Linked DNA regions of Homo sapiens: regions 1, 2, 3 and 4 are each linked to region 5. Evidence: chromatin loops called from intact Hi-C (ENCODE). Cell type or tissue: PC-3. All regions are shown on one strand. Region 1 has its middle 96 kb from the start of LINC02963. Region 2 has its middle 17 kb from the start of ALG10. Region 3 has its middle 75 kb from the start of LINC02963. Region 4 has its middle 410 kb from the start of LINC02963. Region 5 holds the start of LINC02963 (long intergenic non-protein coding RNA 2963).

Evidence for each region. Hi-C counts contacts between places; a loop is a spot of excess contacts. Peaks named below come from ENCODE experiments on the same cell type or tissue, not always from the same donor. Only the 100,000 strongest peaks of a DNase experiment are listed, where the experiment ranks them.
Region 1: a loop joins it to region 5, with 18 times the contacts of the local background. A loop is called at or near these places in 82 of 110 quality-filtered maps.
Region 2: it touches region 5 in a loop (20-fold over the local background); 32 of 110 quality-filtered maps call a loop at or near these places.
Region 3: a loop joins it to region 5, with 4 times the contacts of the local background. A loop is called at or near these places in 2 of 110 quality-filtered maps.
Region 4: it touches region 5 in a loop (14-fold over the local background); 4 of 110 quality-filtered maps call a loop at or near these places.

The regions. Positions count from the first base shown.
Region 1 is chr12:34,120,625-34,125,624 of GRCh38, forward strand. No RefSeq gene overlaps it. Among named protein-coding and RNA genes, the nearest start is that of LINC02963, 96 kb to the right of the region's middle. RefSeq lists a silencer at 2,574-2,623. In PC-3, a CTCF peak has its summit at 2,603; a DNase peak (open chromatin) is centred at 2,627.
Region 2 is chr12:34,036,580-34,041,579 of GRCh38, forward strand. No RefSeq gene overlaps it. Among named protein-coding and RNA genes, the nearest start is that of ALG10, 17 kb to the left of the region's middle. In PC-3, a CTCF peak has its summit at 1,988 (motif pointing right); no DNase peak of the experiment used is centred here.
Region 3 is chr12:34,291,312-34,296,311 of GRCh38, forward strand. No RefSeq gene overlaps it. Among named protein-coding and RNA genes, the nearest start is that of LINC02963, 75 kb to the left of the region's middle. In PC-3, a CTCF peak has its summit at 2,126 (motif pointing left); no DNase peak of the experiment used is centred here.
Region 4 is chr12:34,623,321-34,628,320 of GRCh38, forward strand. No RefSeq gene overlaps it. Among named protein-coding and RNA genes, the nearest start is that of LINC02963, 410 kb to the left of the region's middle. In PC-3, CTCF peaks have their summits at 2,010 and 2,217; a DNase peak (open chromatin) is centred at 1,981.
Region 5 is chr12:34,215,825-34,220,824 of GRCh38, forward strand. LINC02963 (long intergenic non-protein coding RNA 2963) reads right to left here and starts at 3,387. Exons shown (of 5, transcript NR_185896.1): 1 at 3,302-3,387; 2 at 2,957-3,021. RefSeq lists enhancers at 1-101, 2,563-3,063, 2,841-2,990, 3,064-3,564. In PC-3, a CTCF peak has its summit at 2,797 (motif pointing left); a DNase peak (open chromatin) is centred at 2,797; H3K4me3 peaks cover 1,223 bases.

The sequences.
Region 1 (5,000 bases), 95 kb before region 5:
GCTTCAGCTCTGGGTAGACTGACCAGTCTCCAGTGTGGTCAGAGCAAGGCAATTGTCCTTCTTACTGGTGGTTGGGTTTCGCCGTAGGCCCATTCGGGTGGGGTGATCTGGGTCTTGTTGGCTAATCCAATGGTCATCATTGGGAGTCACTGCTGCCACTGGTTTCAGTCGGCTATGGTGAATCCAAGGTGTGACAGCTGTAACTTTAAAAGCAGTAGGAGTAGACATGATTATAATATGGGGCCCATCCCATAAGGGCCCCAGGGTTGTTGAATTTCACCTTTTAACCCAGACAGAGTCCCCCGGCTTATGTGGATGCACTGGGTCTGTTAGACTTACAGGTATTCTTTTTCTTATCCAGCTTTGCCCCTCCTGCATTGTTACTCCTAAAGCCTGCATCTGTCTTCTAAGAATTAACTTTTCTAACTACTTTAAATTCCCTCTAATTTGATTAATAATTGGGGGTGGCCTTCCGAACAATATTTTATAGAGCAAATACCCAGTTTGTTTTGTAGGTGTACACCTGACCTGGAGGAGGACCATGGGCAAGACATGATCCCATCGTGAGTTTCCTGGCAAAACTTTTTTAGTAGCTGTTTGAGTGTCCAGTTCATCCATTTTACCTTCCCTGAGCTCTGTGGTCAGTAGTCTGTATGCAGTTTCCATCTGATCTTTAAAAGTTGAGTCAGCTGTTGTACTACATCTGCCACAAATGCAGGACCATTGTCTGATCCTAGGGTTAAAAGAAACCCAAATCTTGGTATGATGTCTTTTAGTAGTACCTTTGTCACCTCTCTTGTCTTTTTAGTCCTGGTGGAGAAGGCCTCAATCCACCCCAAGCAGGTGTAAACAAACATTAGCATATATTGGTAACCTCCTGCTAGAGGTAACTCAGTAAAGTTTACAAGCAGGTTTTCACAAGGCACAGCCCCTACTTCCTGAATTCCTGGAGGTCGAGTAGGTCCTTGTTTTGGATTATTCTGGGCACAGGATAGACCTTGTTTACAAACAGTACAGGTGATGGCAGAGAGCTGTGGCACATAGAAATGCCAACCTATCAAAGTTTCTAGGGCTGTCCTTCCAATGTGTGTTCCTTGATGGATCTGTGTCACAAACCTTGGGGCTATTGTCCCTGGGATGGCTAGCCTCCTGTTAGAGAACAGCCACCATCCACCTTTAATATATTTTTTTGTTTTCTGACCAAACCAAGTTTTTTTTACTGAAGAGTAATTGGGTACCTCCAGCAAAGGGGGCTCTATAAGGAGAGGAATTGATAAAGTTTTTTTTTTCAGGTAAAGCCTTGCTCATTGCTGCCCGCCCAGCCTCTCGGTCTACCTTTCTGTTGCCCTGCATCTCAGCTTTTCTCAATTTGGTGTCCTTTGCAATGAATGACAGCCACTTTCTCTGGAGCCCATATGGTTTTTAATAATTGCAATTTTTTTTTTTTTGCCTTTAGTAGTCAAAACTCCTGTCTCTTTGTATATTGTCCAACGGGCATGCAGGATTGTAAAAGTATATCTTGATCAGTATATATGTTTACTTTTTTTCTTGGCCAATAACGGTGCTCTGGTTAATGCTATTAATCTAACCTTCTGAGCAGAAGTCCCAGAAGGTAAGGCCTGAGCCTCAACCACCGAGTGCTGGGTCACTACTGCGCATACCCTGCATATCATACCCCATCTGTTATGAAACTGCTGCCATCAGTGAAGTATTTAACATCTGAGCTCTCCAAGGGGGTATCTCTGAGATCTTCCCAGCTCTAGAACACTTTGTCCACCGTATTTATGCAACAGTGGGGAAGATCCTGCCAGCAGTGAGGCAATCCACCGTCCTTTCAATCAGGTTTCTCCACAGGCAGCAGGGTAGCTGGGTTTAAGGTATTTACAGTCTCTAGTGTTATCTGGGGATTGTCATACAGAAGCCCTTGATACTTTAGCATTTTAGAATTGGACAGTCAACGATGTCCTCTTTGCTCCATTAAGGTGATTACAGCGTGTGGCACCCTAACTATTAACTTTTGACCTAGGGCTAGCTTGTTGGCATCTTCTATAAGGATTGCAGTAGCTGCCAACGCCCTGAAGCAGTGGGTCCAACCTAAGGCCACCAAATCCAGTCTTTGGGTAAGTATGCTACCAGCTGATGCCAAGAACCCAACAATTGAGTTAAGACTCCGACTGTCATTCCCTTTTGTTTATCCACGTACAAAAAGAAGGACTTTTTTTTTACATCTGGCAACACTAGCGTCGGAGCTTGGATGAGAGCTTCCTTTGTATCTTTGAAGGCCTTTTCTTGTTTCTTTTTCCACAGGAGCAGCCCTCTTTTTTTTTCTTCGGTAGTCTCATATAAGGGCCTTGCTATAAGGGAGAAGTTGGGAATCCAGGTTCGGCAGAATCCCGCTGCACCTAGAAATTCCCTGACCTGCCACCTTGTAACTGGGGTGGGCAATGCACATACAGCCTCCTTGCATGCACTTTTAAGTCTGCACTGGCCTTGGAATACCATGAATTCTAGATATTCAATCTCCCGAAAGCAGACTTTTGCCTTGTCCTTGGACACTATGTAACCAGCTTCACGCAGCAAGTGAAGAAGCCTCTCTGTTCCTTAGAGGCATTTCTCCCTCATGGGGGCAGCGAAGAGCAAATCATCAATGTGTTGTAATAGCACACAATTGTCACTAGGTGGCGCAAAAGCCTCAAGGTCGGTAGCCCAAGCCTCCTCGAAAATAGTAGAATTCTTTTTTTATTTTATTTTATTTTTTTAATTATTATTACTATTATTATTATTATTATTATTTTAATTATACTTTAAGTTTTAGGGTACATGTGCACATTGTGCAGGTTAGTTACATATGTATACATGTGCCATGCTGGTGCGCTGCACCCACTAACTCGTCATCTAGCATTAGGTATATCTCCCAATGCTATCCCTCCCCCCTCCCCCCTCCCCACCCCAGTCCCCAGAGTGTGATATTCCCCTTCCTGTGTCCATGTGATCTCATTGTTCAATTCCCACCTAGGAGAATTCTTAAACCCTTGTGGCAGCCTTGTCCAGGTATACTGCGATTGTCTCCACTGGAAGGCAAATATAGGCTGATTTTGGGAAGCAGTCTCAAGGAAAAGAAAGCGTCCTTTAAGTCCAGACACGTGAACCACGCGGCCTCAGCAGGAATCTACCCCAACATTGTGTATAGGTTGGGTACTATGGCATGGATAGTGACAGTGGCTTTGTTTACACCCTGGAGGTCCTGCACTGGCCTGTATTCACCATTTGGCTTGCGAACAGGCAGCAGAGGAGTATTCCAGGAAGACTTGCATTTTACTATAATCACTTGTTTATAGGGCTGATTTAAATGTTTTGTTATGTCATCAATTGCCTCTCTGGGGAGGGGGTATTGACGGACTGGTACCGGGGCAGCATGAGGGTTAAGCTCTACTACCACTGGGGGTCTGTTTGCAGCAAGCCCAGGGGGGGTTGTCCTCAGTCCATACACCTGGTACCTTGAAAAGCATTCCCTACATATTGTGTAGGTCTGGCTCTGGCAGCCTCCTGGTACACAGTTTATAGAGCCGCCATTCCTCAGTTTTTGGGACAGTTAGAGTCAATACCATTGCCTTTGGCTTCCCTATCTCCAGGGTCATATTCCCTTTAGGTGTAAAGGAAATCTGTGCCTGCAGTTTCTGGAGTAAGTCTCTTTCCAACAAGGGCACTGGACAGTTTGGCATGTATAGGAACTCATGCTGTACTTCTTGTCCCCCAATAACACATCTCTTGGATTTGTAAAAAGGTCTCCGTTTTTTGGCCCCAGTAGCCCCTATGATAGTGGCACAATTTTTTGTGGGGGGGGGGGGGCTAATTGGGTGAGTTACCACAGAGAAATCAGCACCAGTATTGACCAAAAATTTCATTAATTGGCCTCCTACTTCCATAGAGACCATAGGCTCCCCGGGGCCTAAAGGATGGAGCCCGGTCTGTCTTAGTCCTCTAAATGCTTGGCCCCCGCTAAGCTGATCAGATCAGGATCTGCCTTTGAAGCACCATGACTAGCAACCGAATGCTGTCCTCGAGTGTTAGACCATTGACTATCATCTTCATTCTTTTTTTTTTTTTATCGGGGCACTCATTTTTCCAGTGGCCGATTTGCCTGAACCTTGTACATTGGTTGCTGTCCAACCGGCACTGGCTTTCCTCTCCCGGTCTTGTCTGCCCTCTTCCTTGGCCTCTGCCTTGGCTATGCCCTCTAGCAAATCCAGGGTTACTTTCTGTTAGTGCAGTAGCTACAAACTGACTTGTCTTTTTGTTTTTATTTTTATTTTTAATTTTTTTTTTATTTTTTTTCTTTCTTTCTGCCTCTTCCTTCCGGTTTACATATATTTTGTTTGCTATTTTCAGGAGTTTACTAATATTTTTTCCTGCAAAGCCTTCTAGCTTCTGAAGCTTTTGTCTTATGTTTCCCTGAGCTTGCCTGACAAAGGTCATATTTATCATAATTTGGTTTTTAGGAGCCTCCAGAATAACTGGAGTGTATAGTCTATATGCCTCACAAAGCCTTTTATAGAATGCACTTGGGCTTTCATCAGGCTTTTGGCGCACTTCTGATATTTTACTTTTATTTATTGCCTTCGTTTCTCCTGCTTTTATCCCATTTAGGAGTGTCTTTCTATATAGCTGCAGCCGTTCCATGTCCCTTGCCTCATTTGGGTCCCAGTTAGGGTCATCATTTGGGTATCGCTCCATGGTGAACTGGTGCGGATTAGGGGTGGTCTCTGGGGCTTCCCCTTCTAACCAGCTGAGAGCTGACTGATTAACTCTTTTACGCTCCTCTGTATTAAATAAACTTAGCAAAAGTTATTCAAAATCCGGCCAGGTCAGGTTATGTGTGTTAATAATAGAATTTACCAAATCAATAAGAGCCTGAGGCTTTTCTGTATAGGAGGAGTTGTGCTGTTTCCAATTTAAGAGATCAGTAGTGGAGAAAGGCTGATAAACATAAAGCCTAGGGC
Region 2 (5,000 bases), 180 kb before region 5:
GCTAAAATTCAAGATGAGATTTGGTTGGGGACACAGCCAAACCATATCAACTTCTAATATGGTACTCTAACAAAGTCTGTCATAGTATTTGTTATTAAATGCAATGACAACTTGAGGGAACCTTGTGTGAAAAACATGGTATCAAGAAACACAAAAGTGACCTACTCCAGACAAGATGAACTCACCTAATGGGGGCTAACTAATGCAAAGTACAACATGATTGATTATCACTGAGGAAGAATATAAGAGCTAGGGTGTTTACTTGAGAATAGAAATCACATCTGGCAGAAGGGACAAAGACATACTTCATGGAGAAATTCACATTGGAGATTATTTGTATGGAAACCTGTGGAGACATTGCAGAAAGCATTTCATACAGAATAATGTGATGCAAACAAATTACACAGTAAACTAAACTACCATATGGCTGAGAAGCAGGTGGTGACAGTGGCCAACACTTATGAAGTGCTATGTGACAGGCACCAGTCTAAATTTTGAACATGAATTTATTTAAGCCTCATAGAGATGCCCTAAGGCAAATGCTATTATGATCCCCATTTTTACTGACAAGGAAAATAAGACATAGGGAATTGAAACAGTTTACAAACAGGAAATGTGGCTCCAGAACATGCCCTCTTAACCAGGGCGCTATACTGATTCCTGCTAAACTTGCATCATCTGATGGCCTGTGCATCCAAAGAACTGAGGTTATTTTTAGGAAGAAAGAACAGTGCTCTGCTGTATACAGTGAGGAGCAAGGAAAGCACGTCCCACACACAGACCCACAGATAAATGGGTGTGGAGAGAAAAATAGTTATTTAGAGATGATAGCCAGGTTTCAGTTAAAACTAGAAGAATGGCTCTGTGAGACAGGCCCTCCACTCTCCTGTAGATCCTGTTGTAAGTGATGCAGAAGCCAGAGAGAAGGTTGCTCTCCATCGGAAACATGAGGAGTTTCGGAGACCTCCCTAAAATATTTGGCCTGAAAGGGTTTGAAGCCAGGAGGAGAGATGCAGTCTTAGGAGAAACGTTTCATGAGCTGTAGCAGGTACCCTATCAGTCTTTCTCAGTAAGTACTGTTCTATGTAATTTTTATATTTTCCTTGCAACGCTATCACTCTCTAAAGGTCTAGTGAAGAAATCAAATTTAGATGAAGAAACCTAGCTTGACCTAGAATCTTCACTGTGTGTGTGTGTGTGTGTGTGTGTGTGTGTGTCCGTGTGTGTGTAATGTATACATTGGGTCTTTGGGCCAAATACACTGTAAGGTTTCAGAGGTATAAACAGGCCCTGGGCTTTGGAGAACCATGGGAGGGGATGATCTTGATCTAAGTCAGTAGTTTTTACTTAGCCACATCTAGAAATCTATGTCTTGGTCATAAATTTTGTTCTTTGAAATGCAGGGAAATGTATCATAAAATGCAGGAAATGCAAGGAAAAGTAACACATTAAAGCTAATTGGTTATTAATATTTTAAGAGCATATGAGAATGTCATATTCTATTCCCTCCAGCTCTCCAACCATATCCCCGACACATACCCACACACTGCCTGCCCGCACGTAAGCACAAGTATTTCTGGGGATCATGAGCATGAGAACTTTAGGGGTATTGCTAGGAAAAGAAGGAAGAGAGTAAGTAGGAAGACTGAAGACAGAGAAAGGAACCACCAGAAAGAGTAGAAAAAAAGAGAGGAATCCTTTCTTCACATACCAGTGACTCTAAGAATACCTTTCTCCATTAAAATAATATCTCATCCAGGAGGCACGTTCAAATGAAATACACGTGGAATACTGATATGAAAAGACAGAAGAATATAATAGGATCTGAGTTGAAAGACCGTGCTTATCTCTTCACTTGTACTATAATAATTTACAGTGATGTTCTTTAGTTGGGGTAACTGTGATGGGCAACGCTGAAACCCTTTATGCCAATTTTGTTTTCAAAATGCATTGTCTTAAATTTTCCCTCAAGGTGGCACTCTTGGACAGCTTTTCCAGTTATTAGTCTGACAGGAACTTGGTACCATTTTACTTACCTTCATAATGTCACAGATGCTAGTGATTTTTTCATTTTTTTAAATGCATTCTTTGAACATTTTTAGCTTTAAGCAAATATATTTGCTTATTTTTGTCATTGAGCATTTTGAAAACATGTGGTTAGAAGCTTGAAGCAGATAATCATAGCTGCATTCTATTCCCCATAATTAAGAATACGTAAGGCCTGGCACAGTGGCTCACGCCTGTAATCCCAGCACTTTGGGAGGCCGAGGCGGGTGGATCACCTGAGATCAGGAGTTCGAGATCAGCCTGATCAACATGGAGAAACCCTGTCTCTACTAAAAATATAAAATTAGCCGGGCGTGGTGGTGCATGCCTGTAATCCCAACTACTCTGGAGGCTGAGACAGGAGAATCGCTTGAACCCGGGAGGCGGAGGTTGCGGTGAGCTGAGATCGTGCCATTGCACTCCAGCCTGGGCAACAGAGCGACTCCATCTCAAAAAAAAAAAAAGTATTTAGGGCCGGGCGCGGTGGCTCACACCTGTAATCCCAGCACTTTGGGAGGCCGAGGCGGGCGATCACGAGGTCAGGAGATTGAGACCATCCTGGCTAACACTGTGAAACCTCCTCTCTACTAAAAATACAAAAAAATCAGCCGGGGGTGGTGGCGGGCGCCTGTAGTCCCAACTACTCGGGAGACTGAGGCAGGAGAATGGCGGGACCCCGGGAGGCGGAGCTTGCAGTGAGCGGAGATCGCACCACTGCACTTCAGCCTGGGTGACAGAGCGAGACTCCGTCTCAAAAAAAAAAAGAATATGTAGAAACCTTGATATTTTCTCTTTCTTTCCAATTGGAATACCAGTCAAACCTGGAATTTATAAATAGTTTTAATAAATGTGGAATTTGTTTTATATATATATAGTAATATATAGAGAGTAATAAAAATATAGTAATGTATATATAGTAATAAAAGGCTTCCAAAAGCTTCTCTATGGGAAATTCTTGTTTCCCTTAATCAGGCCATTAGAAAAGCAGCCTGCCATTCTCTGATAGCTGTGCTATAGAGCAGGTTACTTGATAAGGAATGAAAGCAGTGATTCTATTTGTTATGTAATGTGAGTGACATGGAAGGTAAATTTTTTAAAATAGTCATGGATTTTAGCTTTCTGAAAGGAATGCAATTTGGAAGTTTCTCCAAATCTCCAAATGGTTTTGAGTTACATATAATGCAACCTGACACCTAGCTTGATGTTTGAATTCTGTGTAGCTAGAATGTTGATAGACTGGATCTTTTCTGTTTTGTAATGTTTGGTATTATACTGGACCTTTCCTTGTGTTAATTTTTTCTCTTTATTAACATATGAAAAATTCTGTGAACTATTGATCATCCAATGAGATTTTCTCCGTTTCAAAAGACAAATAATGCAATTTGGAAGACTGTAAATTTGTTTGCATGTAATCTGAATCTCTAGATATACTCTAATTTTTTTTCAGTAAATTCTGAGTTAAATGTTTATCATTACAATGTCAGAGGATTAACTTAATTTTTCTATCTTCCAAATCCAGTTTTCCTTCATCAAGAACAAATTTTCATCGAATTGAAATAATGGTGTAGTTTTTGGAAGAAAACTAGCTTATTATGAGAAATAATTAGCAGGCATCTAAGAAAAAAATTTTAATTGAATTTGGCTTCATATTTTTTAAGGGCTTTGTAATTTGGGCTTAATATTTGATAAGGGTAAATTAACCAAGATCAAAACCTTTAAAATATTCGAATTGATAACTATTTTGTAATTATTGAAATAACTTTTCTCTAATAAGTAAAGGAGAAATACATTGAACAAAATAACCAGCCAACTTTCTGCTACACACTAAATTTTGATAGACTGTCCTTGTCTAAAATAGTTATTCAGCTATAAATACAGAACACTTGAGCTAGAGTCAGAATACCTGGATTCAAGTCCTGGTTCTGCCATTAGCATGCTGTGTGAACCTAGGAAGGTGAACTTAGGAAGGTGAACCTATTAGATCAAATGAGAAAGGAAAATACATACAAAAAGTATTAAATGGCTGTTAATTGCACACAGTGTAAGGTTTATGCATAATTTATTTAATATGACTGAGGCAATACAACAAATAGTTTTATTAACTTTTATCATAATTTTTGTATGATGTTAAATAGTGTTAGATAATTGAATCGTTCATTGTTGCTATTTTCAGGAATGTTTTAAAATGGCTTTTTACATCATTTAAAATGTCAGTTCCTTCTTTAACTTAAAAAGACACAGATTTTGGTCACTTTTTTGTATACTTGCTAATTATTACAGTTAATGACCTTGTCTTCCCAAAACAGAGATGTTCTAAAATGTTCTAAATGTTCCATTTGATGTTCTAAAATAAATGTTACATTTGGTACATTATTTAGAATTACATTAGTTGGGCATTTTACCGATGCAAGGAAGAAATACGGAAAGTCATTGAGAGTAGAGAAACATGAGTTAGGAGAGGATATTTTGCTTCCATCTACATAGTCTCTCCCTGGTGGGCCCTAGAACTTTTAGCATTGGAATGTATAGCAAAGCCTCATCAAGAAGTGAGACTTGAGATAAAACTTGAGTTCAAAATATCTACCCTCTTTTTCATCTTCTGTCTCCTTCCCCACACTCAAACCCACAGAGATTCTATTTGGTCTACTCTGGTTCCCACTCACAACACACACAATAGGCTTCCATCTGAGCCATAGTAGGACTCACTCAATATAACCCATGAATATTTTCCTTTGACTCAGATGCCAATTGATGGTCCTTAGTTATGGCCAGCATAGCAGAATAGGTTACATTAAAAATGTAATTCTCATGTTGCTTCAGCTTTATTTAGAAACAATTCTAGCTGCTCTCATGATAAGGAGGTATGAACAAGAACAATATCCATTGATACAGCCAATATAGCAATATGCCATTTTTATAACAACCAGAAACATTTTAATGTAATAAATACAAGT
Region 3 (5,000 bases), 75 kb after region 5:
CAGGGGCTGCTGGAAAGGCACTTTCTTCCGTGGGAGTACCCAGGCACACTTTCTTGGCCGCGCTGATTTTTTTCCTTCCACAGCTGCCTCGACCTCCTCTTTCAAGCCTTGACTTCCCTTATGTGCCTTCTTCCCACTTTGGGGTGCCCCGCGTGGGAGAGACAAGCACCCCGGGGATGAGCCAGGGATGCCACAACCCCCGTGGACCGCACCCATGGGTTGCTGGGAAGGCATTTCCATCCAAGGGAGGACCCAGGCCCCTATTCTCGGCCGCGCCATGTTATTTCCTTCCACAGGTGCCTCAACCTCCCTTTTCAAGCCTTATCTTCCATGACGGGCTTTCTTGACACTTTGGCGTGTTCCCTGTGGGTGAGACACCCATGCCACGACACCCGCGGACCCCACGCAAGGGCTGCTGGGAAGGCACTTCCATCCGTGGAAGGACCCAGACCTCCTTTCTCCGTGGCGCCATTTTTCCCTTATGGGTTTTCTTGCCACTTTGGGGTCCCCTCCTCTTGGTGAGACATGCACCATGGTGGCAAGAAAAGGATGCCATGACCACCGCGGACCCCAGGCAGGGGATGCTGGGGAGGCACTTTCATCCATGGGAGGGTTCAGGCCCCCCTTCTTGGCCGTGCTGTTTTTCTTCCTTCCACAGCTGCCTCCACCTCCCCTTTCAATTTTGGCCTTCACTTCGGGGTCTTTTGTCGCTTTGGAGTGCCCCCGTGGGATTGTCGCGCACCGTGGGTGCACGCCAGGAATGCCATGATCCAACGACCCCTGTGCAGAGGCTGCTGGAAAGGCACTTTCTTCATTGGGAGGACACAGGCCCTGTTTCTCAGCCGCGCCAATTTTTTTCCTTCCAAAGGTGCCTCAACCTCCCCTTTCAAGGCTTATCTTCCCTTATGGGCCTTCTTGCCCTATTGGGGTGCCCCCCCATGTATGAGACATGCACCCTGTGACCCCCGTGGAACATCACGCACAGGCCGCTGTGAAGGAACTTTCGTCCGTGGGGGTACCCAGGCCCGGTTTCTCGGCTGCACCGTTTTTTTTTCCCTTCCACACATGCTTGGACCTCCCCTTTCAATCCTTATCTTCCCTTACGGGCCTACTTGCCGCTTTTGGGTGCCCCCCGTGCATGAGCCACGCACCACACGACCCCCGCATACTCTACACATGGGCTGCTGGGAAGGCACTTTCGTGCCTGGGAGGACACAGGCCCCTGGCTGTGCTGACATTTTGATTCTTTCCACAGGTATCTTGACCTCAACATTCAAGCGTTATTTTCCCTTATGGGCCTCCTTTCTGCTTTGTGGTGCCCCCGTGGGTGAGAACCATACCCCACGACTCCTGCAGACCCCACGCAGGGGTCTCTGGGAACGTATTTTTTTCCGTGGGAGGACCCAGGCTTCCTTTCATGGCCTCACTGTTTTTCTTCCTTCCACAGCTGCCTCCACCTCCCCTTCAATCCTGACCTTCACTTTGGGGCATTTTGTCGCTTTGTGGTGCCCCCATGGGCTTCTCTCACACCGTGGATGCGGGCCAGGAATGGCACGTTTGTCCGGGCCCTGCACAGGGGCTGCTGGGAGGCACTTTCATCTGTGGGAGGACCCAGGCCCGCTTTCTCAGCCACGCCATTTTTTTTCCTTCCACAGGTGCCTCGACCTCCTCTATCAAGGCTTATCTTCCCTTATGGGCCTTCTTGCCGCTTTGGGGTGCCCAGCATGGGTGAGACACGCGCCCTACGACTCCCGCAGACCCCACGCAGGGACTGCTGGGAAGGCACTTCCATCCGTGGGAGGACTCAGGTGCCCCTTCTCGGCCGTGCCATTTTTTTTCCTTCCACAGGTGCCTTGACCACCCCTTTCAAGCCTTATCTTCCCTTGTCAGTCTTCTTACTGCTTTGGGGTGCCCCGTGTCTGTGAGTCACGCACAGTACGACCCCCGTGGGCCCCACGCAGGGGCTGCTGGGAAGGCACTTTTGTCCGTTTCTCGGCCACGCCATTCTTTTTTCCTTCTACAAGTGACTCGACCTCCTCTTTCAAGTCTTATCTTCCCTTATGGGCCTTCTTGCTGCATTAGGGTGCCCCCTGTGGGTGAGACACACACCCTGAGTGTGAGCCAGGAACACCACAACCTCCGCGACCCATATGCAGTGGCTGCTGGGAAGGCACTTCCGTTCGTGGGAGGACCCAGGCCCCACTTCTTGGTCGCGACATTTTTACCTTCCACAGGTGTCTCAACCTCCCCTTTCAAGCCTTATCTTCCCTTTTGGGCCTTGTTGACGCTTTGGGGTTCCCCCGGTGGTTGAGACACGCACACTGGGGGCAAGCCAAGACACCACGACCCCTGCAGACACCACGTAGGGGCTGCTGGAAAGATACTTTCGTCTGTGGGAGGACCCGGGCAACCTTTTGCCACACAATTTTTCTTCCATCCACAGCTGCCTCCAGCTCCCCTTTCAATCCTGGCCTTCACTTCAGGGCCTTTTGTCTCTTTGGGGTGCCCCCCATATGCTTGTTGCACACCGTGGGTGTGCGCCTGATATGCCACGATCACCTAGGCCCCGCGCAGGGGCTGTTGGGAAGGCACTTTCATCCATGGGAGGACTCAGTTCCCCCAACTCAGCCGTGCCGTTTTTTTTTCCTTCCACTGGTGCCTCAACCTCCCCTTTCAAGCATTATGTTCCATTATGGGCCTTCTTTCCGCTTTGGGGTGCCCTCCGTGGTTGAGACACGTACTCATTGACACTCAGGGATCCCACACAGGGGCAGCTGGGAAGGCACTTCTCTCTGTGGGAGGACCCAGGTCCCCTTTCTCGGTCGTGTCTGTTTTTTTCCTTCCGTAGGTGCCTCAATGTCCCCTTTCAGGCCTTATCTTCCATTATGGGCCTTCTTGCAACTTTGGTGTCCCCCCTTTTGGTGAGACACGCACCCTGGGGGCGAGCTAAGGACGCCACACCCCCTCGAACCCCACGCAGGGGCTGCTGGGAAGGCACTGTCGTCCGTGGGAGTACCCAGGCCCCCCTTCTGGGCTGCACCGTTTTTCTTCCTTCCACAGCTGTCTCCACCTCTTCTTTTAATCTTGACCTTCACTTCAGGACCTTTTCTAGCTTTGGGGTGCCCACCGTGGGCTTGTTGCGCATCGTGGGTGTGGGTCAGGGACCACATGATCCCCTGGGCACTGTGCTGGGGCTGCTGGGAAGGCACTTTCGTCTGTGGGAGGACACAGGCCCCCCTTCTCAACCACTTCATTTTTTTTTCCTTCCACAGTTGCCTCGACCTCCCCTTTCAAGCCTTATCTTCCCTTGTGGGCCTTCTTGCCGCATTGCGGAGAACCCCTTGGGCTTGTTGCATACTGTGGGTGCAGGCCAGGGATGCCATGATCCCCTGGGCCCTGCGCAGGTTCTGCTGGGAAGGTACTTTTGTCTCTGGGTAGGCCCCCGCCCCCCTTCTCGGACATGCCATTTTTCTTCCTTCCACAGCTGCCTCCACCTCCCTTTTCAATCCAGACCTTCATTCTGGGGACTTTTGTCCCTTTGGGGTGCCCGCCGTGGGCTTGTCACACACCGTGGCTGCAGGCCAGGGACACCACGATCCCCCGGGCACCACGCAGGGCCTGCTGGGAAGGCACTTTCGTCCATGGGATGATCCAGGCCCCCCTTCTTGGCCGCACATATTTTTCCTTCCACACGTGCCTAACCTCCACTTTCAACCCTTATGTTCCCTTGTGGGCCTTCTTGACGCTTTGGGGTGCTGCATGTGGGTGACACACGCATCCCACGACCCCCGCGGATCCCACGCAGGGGTTACTGGGAAGAAACTTTTGTCCATTTTAGGACCCAGGACACCTTTCTTGGCCACGCCACTTTTTCTTCCTCCCACAGGTGCCACGACCTCCACTTTCAAGCCTTATCTTCCCTTAAGGGCCTTCTTGCCACTTTGGGGTGTCACCCTTGGTTGAGACACGCACCGCATGACCCATGCAGACCCCATGCAGGGTCTGCTGGGAAGGCACTTTCTTCCCTGGGAGGACCCAGTCCCGCTTTCTTGGCCGTGCCATTTTTTTTCCTTCCACAGGTGCCTCAACCTTCCCTTTCAAGCCTTATCTTCCCTTATGGCTCTTGTTACCGGCTTGAGGTGCCCCCTGTGTATGAGACATGCACCCCGTGGGTGAGACACCACTAGGATCTGTGGGGGTTGTGCGGTGCGTGTCTTACACAGGGGAGTCATCCCAAAGCGGCAAGAAGGCCCATAAGGAAAGTTAAGTCTTGAAAGGGGAGGTCAAAGCACCTGTGGAAGGAAAAAAATGGCGCAGCTGAGAAAGGGGGCTGGGTCTTCCCACGGACGGAAGTGCCTTCCCGGCAGCCCCTGTGGGTGGCCCGGGGGATCGTCATATCCCTGGCCCGCAGACACAGTGTGCCACAAGCCCACGGGGGGCACCCCAAAGCGACAAAAGTCCCCGAATTGAAGGTCAGGATTGAAAGGGGAGGTGGAGGCAGCTGTGGAAGGATGAAAAACGGCACAGACAAGATGGGGAGCCTAGGTCCTCCCGGGGACGAAACTAACTTCCCAGCAAGCCCTGCATTGGGTCCACGGGGGTCGTCTGGTGCGTGTCTCACCCACGGTAGGCACCGCAAAGCGGCAAGAAGGCCTATAATGGAAGAAAATCTTTTAAAGGTGAGGTCGAGGCACCTGTGGAAGGAAAAAAATTGGCACAGCCGAGAAAGGGGTCCTGAGTCTTTCCGAGAATGGAAGTGCCTTCCCAGCAGCCCAAGTGTGGGGTCCGCAGGGTCGTGGGGTGCGTGTCTCACCCATGGGGGTCACTGCAAAGCAGCAAGAAGGCCCATAAGGGAAGATAAGGCTTGAAAAGGGAAGGCGAGGCACCTGTGGAAGGAAAAAAGACGGAGTGGCAGAGAAAGCGGGCGTGGGTCCTCCCACGGATGATAGTGCCTTCCCAGCAGACTGTGCATGAGGGCTGGGGGATTGTGGCATCCCTGG
Region 4 (5,000 bases), 410 kb after region 5:
TTGAGTTTTGAGTGTTCCATTTGTTCTTTTAATTATGGCCTGCCCTTGGGAATTATACAGAATTCCTCTGGTACGTGTAATTTTCCACTGATTTAAGAATTTTAGGAAAGCTGTACTACAGTCCTGGTCCCTTGTCAGTTTTAATTTTTTTGGAACTCCCATGACAGCAAAACAAGATAAGAAATGTTTTTTTAACATGGGAAGTACTTTCTCCTGTCTGGCATGTTGCCCATATGAAATGTGAATAAGTATCAACTCTTACATGGACACATGATAATCTTTCAAATGAAGGTACATGCGTGACATCCATTTGCCATAACACATTAGGACACAGACCTCTGGGATTAACTCGTGCCTCTTGAGTGGGCAAGTGTAGGACTTGACACTGGATGCAATGCTGTACAATACTTTTTGCCTGTTTCCATGTGACATCAAATTTGTTTTTTAATCCTGCTGCATTTACTTGAGTCAAAGCATGAAGTTCTTGTGCTTTTAAGAATGCAGATGATACCAGTAAGACAGCTTGTTCATTTGCTTTAGTTAAAGGCCCTGGTAAATTAGTGTGTACTCAAATATGAGCAATATAAAATGAGAAATTTCTTTTTCTTACAGTTTGTTGTAATAAATTGGACAGCCGGTTTAACTGATCTTGCACGCTATATTTAATTAGAGCTGTCTCAACATCCCTTGTAGCCTGTACTACATAGGCAAAATCTGATACAATATTAATAGGTTGATTAAAATCTTGTAACACTGTAATGACTGCAACCAACTTTGCTCTTTGAGCCGATTGATAGTGAGGTTTGATGACTCGCTCTTTTGGCTCTGTGTAATCTGCTTTTCCATTGCTGGAACAGTCAGTAAACACTGTCAGAGCATTTTCTAGAGGTTTATGTCTGGTAATTTGGGGTAAAATCAAAGTAGTCAATTTTAAAAACTGGAAGATTTTTGTTTTTGTTTAATGATTTTCAATAATTCCCACAAAGTTAGCAAGACCGATCTGCCATGCACCACAATTGATAAAACTTCTCTAACTTGTTCCTTGTTTAAAGGAACAACTATTTTGTCTGGATCATTTCCACACAATTTTATTATTTGTAATCTTTCCTGACCAATTAATGTAGCTATTTGATCCAAGTACAATGTAAAAGTCTTAATTGTACTGTGAGGAAGGAATGACCACTCCACAAGATCAGTGTTTTGAATAATGATGCCTGTTGAAGAAGATGCAGTAGCAAAAATCAAATGTTGGTGTGGGGCTAAGGGATCTATTCTATTTATTTGTTCTGACAGAATATTTTCTTTCACTAATTTAATTTCTTTTGTTGCCTCTGTGGTTAATATTCTTTTACTATTTAAGTCAGGGTCTCCTCTTAACATAGAGAACAAATTTGACATGGCATAAGTAGGAATGCCTAGAGTTGACCGAATCCAATTAATGTCTCCTAGCAATTTTTGAAAGTCATTTTTAATGTGTCTTTTCTTATCTCTATTTTTTGTGGCTTAGTTTTTCTATTTTCTGTCTACATCCCAAATAATGAAAAGCAGTAGATGTTTGAATCTTATCAGATGCTATTGCCAGTCCTGCGTTGGCAACCTCTGCTTGCAGAAATGTGTAAGAGTCAATTTGTCTCTCGTTTCTGCAGCACACAAAATATCATCAACATAATGAATGATGTAACAGTCTGAAAACTTGTCTCTGGTTGAAGAGCTTGACCTATGGAAGTCTGACAAATAGTTGGAGCATTAAGCATTCTCTGAGGTAACACTTTCCAGTGAAACCTGGTGGCTTGTTTTTTATTATTTATGGCTGGTATAGTAAAGGGAAATTTTTCAAAATCCTGCTCCGCCAGAGGAATGGTAAAAAAGTAATCCTTCAGATCAATTATAATTAAAGACCAGTCTTTTGGGATCATGGCCGGAGAATGCAACCCGGGTTGGAGAGGGCCCATGGGTTGAATTGTGGCATTTACGTCCCTTAAGTCAGTTAACATACGCCATCTACCGGATTTTTTCTGAATTAAAAACACAGGAAAATTCCAAGGTGAGAATGAAGGCTCAATATGTCCCTTTTCTAATTGTTCTTTTGCTAATAAATGTAAAGCCTCTAGTTTTTGTTTTGGTAGTGACCACCAATTTACCCATACCGGTTTTTCTGTTTTCCAAGTTAATGGAATTGGTTTAGGAGGCTCTATGGTGGCCACCCCTAAAAAGGAAACCGTATTCATTTTCTCTCTTGATTTCCCTCAGCCTCAATTGGGACCTTAATGCCATTTTCATTTTTTCCTAGTCCCTTTCCTGGTACATATCCCATTTTAGTCTTGATTTTTTAACTCGTGGGGCAGTATAATGGAGTGGGCATAGTGATTTCTGCACCCCATTTTTGTAATAAATCTCGACCCCACAGACTAACAGGAATTGAGGTAATCATTTGCTGAACAGTATTTTCTTGATTATCCAGCCCTAAACAATGTAAAATCATAGTACTTTGATATACCTCTGAGAAAGTGCCTATGCCAACAAGTCCTGTAACAGCCTTTTGTTTAGGCCAATTTTTTGGCCACTGATTTAAAAATGATAGAGACATCTGCCCCCGTGTCTACTAACCCTTCAAACTGTTTTCCTTGAATAACGGCCTTACACCCAGGTCTGCTCTCTGAGACTTGACTTGCCCAATATGCAGTCTTTCCTGCTGGATCACTGCTTCCAAACCCTCCTGTTCTTTTTATCTCACTGTTTCCAACCTTAATATTAGGCAGGAGTAATAATTGAGCAATTCTGTCTCCTGGACTGGCACTCCAAGGAATTGAGGAGCTAATAACCAATTGAATTTTGCCTTTGTAGTTTGAATCAACCACACCAGTACGAATTTGAACTCTCTTTAGATTTAGACTTGATCTTCCTAAGATTAGTCCTACAGTCCCTTTAGGCAGTGGGCCATACATTCCTGTAAGGATTTCTTATGGGGGCTCCCCTGGAAGCAGAGAGACTGCTTGTATATACATAAATCCGCTGCACTGCCACTTGCGCCAGGGGACATTTGTTGTATTGTGGTAACTGGCCCTTTCCCTGAGGCACTAGTGACAGTGGGGTTTGTTGTCCCTGAAAACCCTGAGGAACAAAGGGCTGAATTGGGAATGTCCCAGTTTGTTGCAGGGCCTGAGGGTGGCCCCTCTTCTCGTTTCCTGACAATGGTTGTCTATTTTTATCAAACTTAGAACGACATTGATTAGCTCAATGTTTGCCTTTTTTACATCTGGGACATAGGCCAGGTGGCTCTTTATCTGTTGTTGCAGTGGCTTGAGTTGTTATATTTTGTTCATTTGAGACTGGGCAATTTTTTTTTAGATGACCAATTTGACCACGATTATAACATTTTCCCCCAAATGTTCTAACTTGTCCTCCTAAAACAACTCCCATTATTGCTTGAGCCATAAGCATAGCTTTATGCATAGCTCCTCCAATTCCATCACAGGCTTTTACCTACTCTGAGATTACATCTGATCCTGCCGTGAACTTCCATTTTAATGCCTTAATGGCTGATTGACAATCAGGATTGGCATTTTCATATGCCATCGACTCCACTATGAACTTACAGGCATTTTCATCAGGAATTGACCTTTGAGCAGCATCTTGGAGTCTTGCCACAAAATCAGGATAGGGCTCTTTATAGCTTTATCTTATTCTATTGAATCAGGGGCAGGTGGTTTCTGGGCCTTGGATTTTTTTCCAGGCCCTAAGGCAGATAGCTTTAACTTGCTCAATGGCCTCATTTTGCATTACTGCTTGTTGATTAGTAGTGTAACAATTTTGACCTGTTCCTAATAGTTGATCTGCATCTATGTTAACTGGAGGATTGGCAGCCCTATTTTTTCGGACTTGTTCTTGAGCCCCATCAATCCACCAAGTCTTATGTTGTAAAATTTGCGAGGGTGAGAGTGATGATTTGGCCAAAATCTGCCAATCATAAGGAATGAGTCTATGTCCATAAGCAATGGAATCTAATAATGTTCTCATATAAAGGTATAGCGCTATTCCCTGTGGTACTGGAAACATTCCTGGCTGTCCATACTGATTTTCTGGGGGTGGCCAATACTGAAGTTTGGCTGGTGGCCAGTATTGATAGGCCACCAGAGGTTGGGTCTTATTTTTTATCAGCTGATATTGTGGACACTGTATTTGGATTGGCATTGCCATGACAGAGACTCTATCTTTTTTTATTTGGTATTCTTTTGGGGTTTGTACTTGTCTAACCTGCATTTGGGGTTGTAATGTTACAGACATCTGAACTGCTGGAAGAGGAGTTGGTCATCGTGGTTTAGACTCTGATGGTCCCATTTATTCTGTACCTTTTTCTTCTAATTTTAATGTTTTAGGATATATTACCTCCTGTAGTTGATTGTAGTCAACACCTTGCGTTGACTGAGCCATTACATACTCTGCTACATATTTACAATGTGAACTTTCCATTCCTTTCCAGGATTCTGTCCCTGCCTCTCCTTCACAATCTATTACACAGCTTTCAGGGGTATCAGAAACTGAAAAGCTATCTTCTCCTATTTGAAAAGGTTCTAAAGCTGCTTTAATAATGGACCAATCATTCCATACTGTAAGTGGGATGATTTTACCCTCCTTATTTTCTTGTTTTAATTCTATGCCAATTTTTTCCCAATCTTTTATATCTAAAAGTCCCTGTTCTGGAAGCAATGGGCAGAATTGTTCTATTGTTTCAAATAGTGTGATTAGGTTTTCTGTAGAGACTCTAACTCCCCCTCTTTTTAAAAGAATTTCAATAAAGCTAGATAAAAGGAATATTTACTGTCAGTTTGTACCATTGTTACCCTGGGTTGCTCTGAGCACACACAATCTTACCACAAGGCTGACTGTGGACTTACTCGGGAATGTCTCTTCTACTTGTCCTCAATGACCATGTTCTAGCGTAACTTCAACCTAGAGAAAAGCACCCTCGTTGGGCACAAGATGACGGGGGACAGCCCCTC
Region 5 (5,000 bases):
CACTGAACTTGGGAGCAGATCTGTTTTCCAAACATGAGGTGACTCTCGGTTTGAAATGAATCACAAGGGGCCCGGCTTTCCTGAGACGGCAGGATAAAGAAGACATTCTGTGGCATAGAATGAGGTGTGCCTCAAATCTAGAATCTCCAGTTAAAACCAATGACGGTGGCCTGGCGCGGTGGCTCACCACTGTCATCCCAGCACTTTGGGAGGCTGAGGCTGGTGGATCACGAAGTCAGGGGTTTGAGATCAGCCTGGCCGCCAACATGGTGAAGCCCTGTCTCTACTAATAAAACAAAAGTTAGCTGGGTAGGGTGGCACGCGCCTGTAATTTCAGCTACTCAGGAGGCTGAGGCAGGAGAATCGCTGGAACCAGAGAGGCGGAGATTGCAGCCAGCCAAGACCATGCCACAGCCTGGGAGACAGAACGAGACACCATTTACCCAGGGGGTAAAAGAACAACAGTTGCCCCACCAGGGTGGAAGTTCCCTAGGCAGTGAGGGAGAGACGGAGGGGCCTCCAGAAGGGAAGGAGAGAGAGCAGTTGCCCCAGGCTCTGTGAAGTTGGCCAGACCTCCCTCAGTGCCACCTCGACTTTCAATAACACTGGCCACTAGGTGATGTCCTATTTATTTTTTAAAAACTTATTTATTTTGAAAGATTGCAATTTAGGCTGGGCGCGGTGACTCACACCTGTTATCCCAGCACTTTGGGAGGCCGGGGGTGGAAGGGGCAGATCCCTGAAGGTCAGGAGTTCAAGACCAGCCTGGGCAACATGGTGAAACACTGTCTTTACTGAAAAAACAAAAGTTAGCTGAGTAGGGTGGCATGTGCCTGTAATCCCAGCTACTCGGGAGGCTGAGGCAGAAGAATCGCTGGAACGAGGGCGGCGGAGATTGCAGCCAGCTGATACCACCCCAAAGCCTGGGCTACAGAACGAGACTCTATTTAAAATAAATTAATTAATAAATAAGTGAATGAATGTATGTGAAAAGAAAAATGCAAGAAAATGGCAGAGCACGGGAAGGCTCCACTCATTCCTAAAGACCAGAGCAGAAAAACAGGACCTTCAACTTGAGACATAGGCCATTTTTAATCTGTTGTCACCATGCTCAATTGGCACCAAAGAAGGGCAGATTTCTGTGCCGCCTGTCTGTCATCACCGCTCTCGTCAAGTATAATTACAGGGTCACGACTACATAGAGATCTCTCAACCCACCAAATGTGTCCGTACTTTTATGAGCCCGGTTGGGAGAATAAACAGGGCATTTAGCAAAGTACTCATCGTATGTTCTTTGGTCTGCCATGTCTCTTGTGAAACCAATCAAATTCATGTTTCTGTTTTTTTTCCAGCCCTCGACTGTCCACAGAATACTGAAATAAAAGAAGAGTGAATACATTTTATGCAACAAGGAGGAAAAACAACAAAGCGAAAGTCTTAGAGGCTTGTGATACATACACAGGGGATACAGAATAAGGAGATTCTTCCAGAATCCACACAAAGACGGACAGACAGAGGGATGGGAGGAAACAAATTGAGAAAAGAGAGAGAGCAGAAAAGATCAAGAGAGACAGAGATGTAAAGGGAAGAAAGATGAAAAAGAAAATAGAAAGGCAGAGAAACAGAAGAAGAGAATGAGAAATGAGAAAAAAGGGAGGAAGAAAAAGAGAGAGAAGAAAAAGAAAAGAAAGAAAAGGAAAGAAAGTGAAAGAAAAAAAGAAAGATGAAGGAAATAAAAAACAAGGCAGCACAACATGGCTTATGCCTATACTCCCAACACTTTGGGAGGCTGAGGTGGAAGAATCGCTTGAGTCCAGCAGTTTGAGACCAGCCCTGGCAACACAGTGAGACCACGTCTCTACTTAAAAAAAAAAAAAAAAATTAAAAAGTTAGCTGGGTGTGATGGCAGGCGCCTGTAGCCCCAGTTCCTTTGGAGCCTGAGGTGGGAGCATCTCTTGGGCTCGGGAGGTGGAGGCTGCGGTGGGCCTTGGTCAGGCAAATGTACTGCAGCCTGTTGCCCAGGCTCGTCTCGAACTCCCGAACTCTAGCGAACTGCCTGCCTCAGCCTCCGAACTTGCACCTGCCATATCCAACGGCCCTGGGGGTATACAGTGACAGATTTTAGTAGACATGGCGTTTTGCCATATTGCCCAGGTTGGTCTCGAACTTGAATCCGGGAATTTGAGGCTACAGTCAGCCATGGTCGTGCCACTGCACTGCAGTCTGGGTGATGGAGCAAGACTCCATCTCTAAATAACTAAATAATAAAAACAATAACAATAATAACAAACAATAATACAAAGAAATACTAACAACAACAATAATAATAAACTAGTAGGAGTGAAAAATATAAAAATATAAAAGATAATTTAGATCACAATTAATAGCAATAATTTCAAGGAGTTATTTCTTTAACCTGTCTCTCTTACTTTCTGAAACAGGGTCTTTCTCTGTCACTCAGGCTTGAGGCCAATGGCGTGATCATGGCTCACTGCAGCTTCGACATCCCAGAATCAAGCAATTCCTGCAGTCTCAGCCACTTGGAAGGTTGAGATAGCAAGATCACCTGAGGGAGCCCAGGAAGGTCGAGGCTGCGGTGAGCCGAGATTACATTCTCATACTCCAACCTTTCTCAAAAAAGAAAAATAAAGGTAAAACAACAGCAGCTTCAGTGTGTAAAAAGAGGAATAAGAAACATAAAAGAAAAAAGAAAAACAAAATGAAGGACAACTGAAAGTACTGTGGAAACAATTGGAGAGGAAGAAACGACGTAGTGAGAGAACGACATCTAGTGGATGCAGGTGGTAGTGCTGCTGACCAGAGAGATCTGTTCTACCTTAGAAATCCCAAGTTAACCATCAAAGCCAGCGCTCGCCGCCGACATTTGGTGGACCCGGCGCTCGCGGACGGAAGCGATCAGACCCAGTTGGAACCTTATCACACCGAGCCTGCCCACCTTTGCGGCCATCTAACTCCGCCGACCTGCCCGCCGTTCCGCCACCGTCGGCTGGTTGACCCGGGCTGCGGAGAGAGGAGGAAAGACAGAAAGGCAGTGACTGGCTCCTGTCCCATTCCCGCGCGCCTGGGGCGGGTAGAGGGGCCGTGACCCCAGTGGCCACCACTGGGCATGCGTGAACACTACTCGGACAGGAACCACAGGGGCACACCCTCTGACACCCACGCCTCAGCCATTCTCACCAGGCCCGATAAATCCGATCCCAGCCCCTGAAGGAGGTCAAAGCGGGGTGCAGGAAGGAGGCGGAATTGGAGAGGGAACGACGAGCATGGGCGACACCCCTACCTCGGCAAACCCCAGCACAGCACCTTGGAAAGCCCGCAGATGGGGACGGGCGCCTCCCGAAGACACAGCGGGCACCAGTGGTCTCTCGGGAGGGACACCTGCTGCGTGCTTCGGGGCTCCGGGTCCGGTGGGCATGAGCGGGCGAGGAAACTAGGTTCCGGGTATAACAGGAGAAAGGAAGGAAGGTAGACGTCAAGGGCTGAATTACACAGGACACGCCACATCACCAGGTCCCCCGCGCACGGGTGCAGGGAACCTTGTGTGGAGGTTTGACTTTCAATAGATCGCAGCGAGGGAGCTGCTCTGCTCCATAGAAAACCCTGACCCAGAAGCAGGATGTCTACAAATAGTTTAGCATCCGGTTCCCCAAAAACACGTTATGTGATGGGTCAGGGGGTGACCGCCCTTCTGGCAGCAGCCCATTTCCTACGATGAGGGGCTCTCTGCACCGGATCCTGGTTCCCGGCGCATGGCGGGACATGCCCCTCCTGAGGCAGAGCGGCCCGCCGGAGGGGACGGCAGAGGACCGCCTATCCAAGGCCAACAAAGCCAAGCACATACACAAAATGTCTGAACCTGCGGTTCCTCTCGTACTGAGCAGGATTACCATGGTAGCAACACATGGGCAACAACACAAGGGGAACGCAAACAGTAAAACTAACCTGTCTGACATGGATCTAACCATAATGCTTTTAGGGCATGCGCACCGCTGTTGGGTGAATCCATTCTAGTCCGCCTTGCCCTTCGCAAAGAAAAGAGAACTCTCCAGACGCGGTGGATCACGCCTGTAATCCCAGCACTTTGGGAGGCTGAGGAGGGAGGATCACCTGAGATCAGGAGTTCAAGATCAGCTTGGCCAACATGGTGAAATCCTGTCTCTACAAAAATACAAAAATTAGCCAGGCATGATGGCGGGTGCCTGTAATCCCAGCTACCCAGGAGGCTGAGGTGGGAGAATCGCTTGAATCCGAGAGGCGGAGGTTGCAGCCAGCCGAGATCGCGCCATTGCACTCCAGCCTGGACAACAAGAGTGAAAGTACCTCTCAAAAAAAAAAAAAAAAGATACAAATAATTATATGGGCTCTGTTGCCCAGGCTGGAGTGCAGTGGCTTGATATCAGCTCTCTGCGGCAGCCTCCATCTCCCGGGTTCAAGTGATTCTCCTGCTTCTGCCCCTCGAGTACCTGGGACTAAAGGCAAGCGTGCCACCAAGCCCAGCTAATTTTTGTATTTTTAGTAGAACTGGGGTTTCACCATGTTGGCCAGGCTGGTCTTGATCTCCTGACCTCAAGGGATCCACCCGCCTTAGCCTCCCAAAGTGCTGGGATTACAGGTGTGAGCCGCCACACCTGCGCTATGTGTTTTTTAAATCTCTCTTTCTAGGGTCATGAGAATTCTCATTAATTTCACTTAGAGCTCCTGGAGAGAAAAGCCTCTATTATTGTCATTGTAACAGTAAAAAAAAGAGAGATTTTTTTCTTTTGAGACAGAGTTTTGCTCTTGTTGCCTAGGCTGGAGTGCAATGGCCCAATCTCAGCTCACTGCAACCTCCACCTCCCAGGTTCAAGTGATTCTCCTGCCTGGGCCTCCCAAGTAGCTGGGATTACAGGCATGTGCCACCATGCCTGGCTAATTTTGTATTTTTACTAGAGACAGGGTTTCACCATGTTGGTCAGGCTGTTCTCGAACTCCTGACCTCA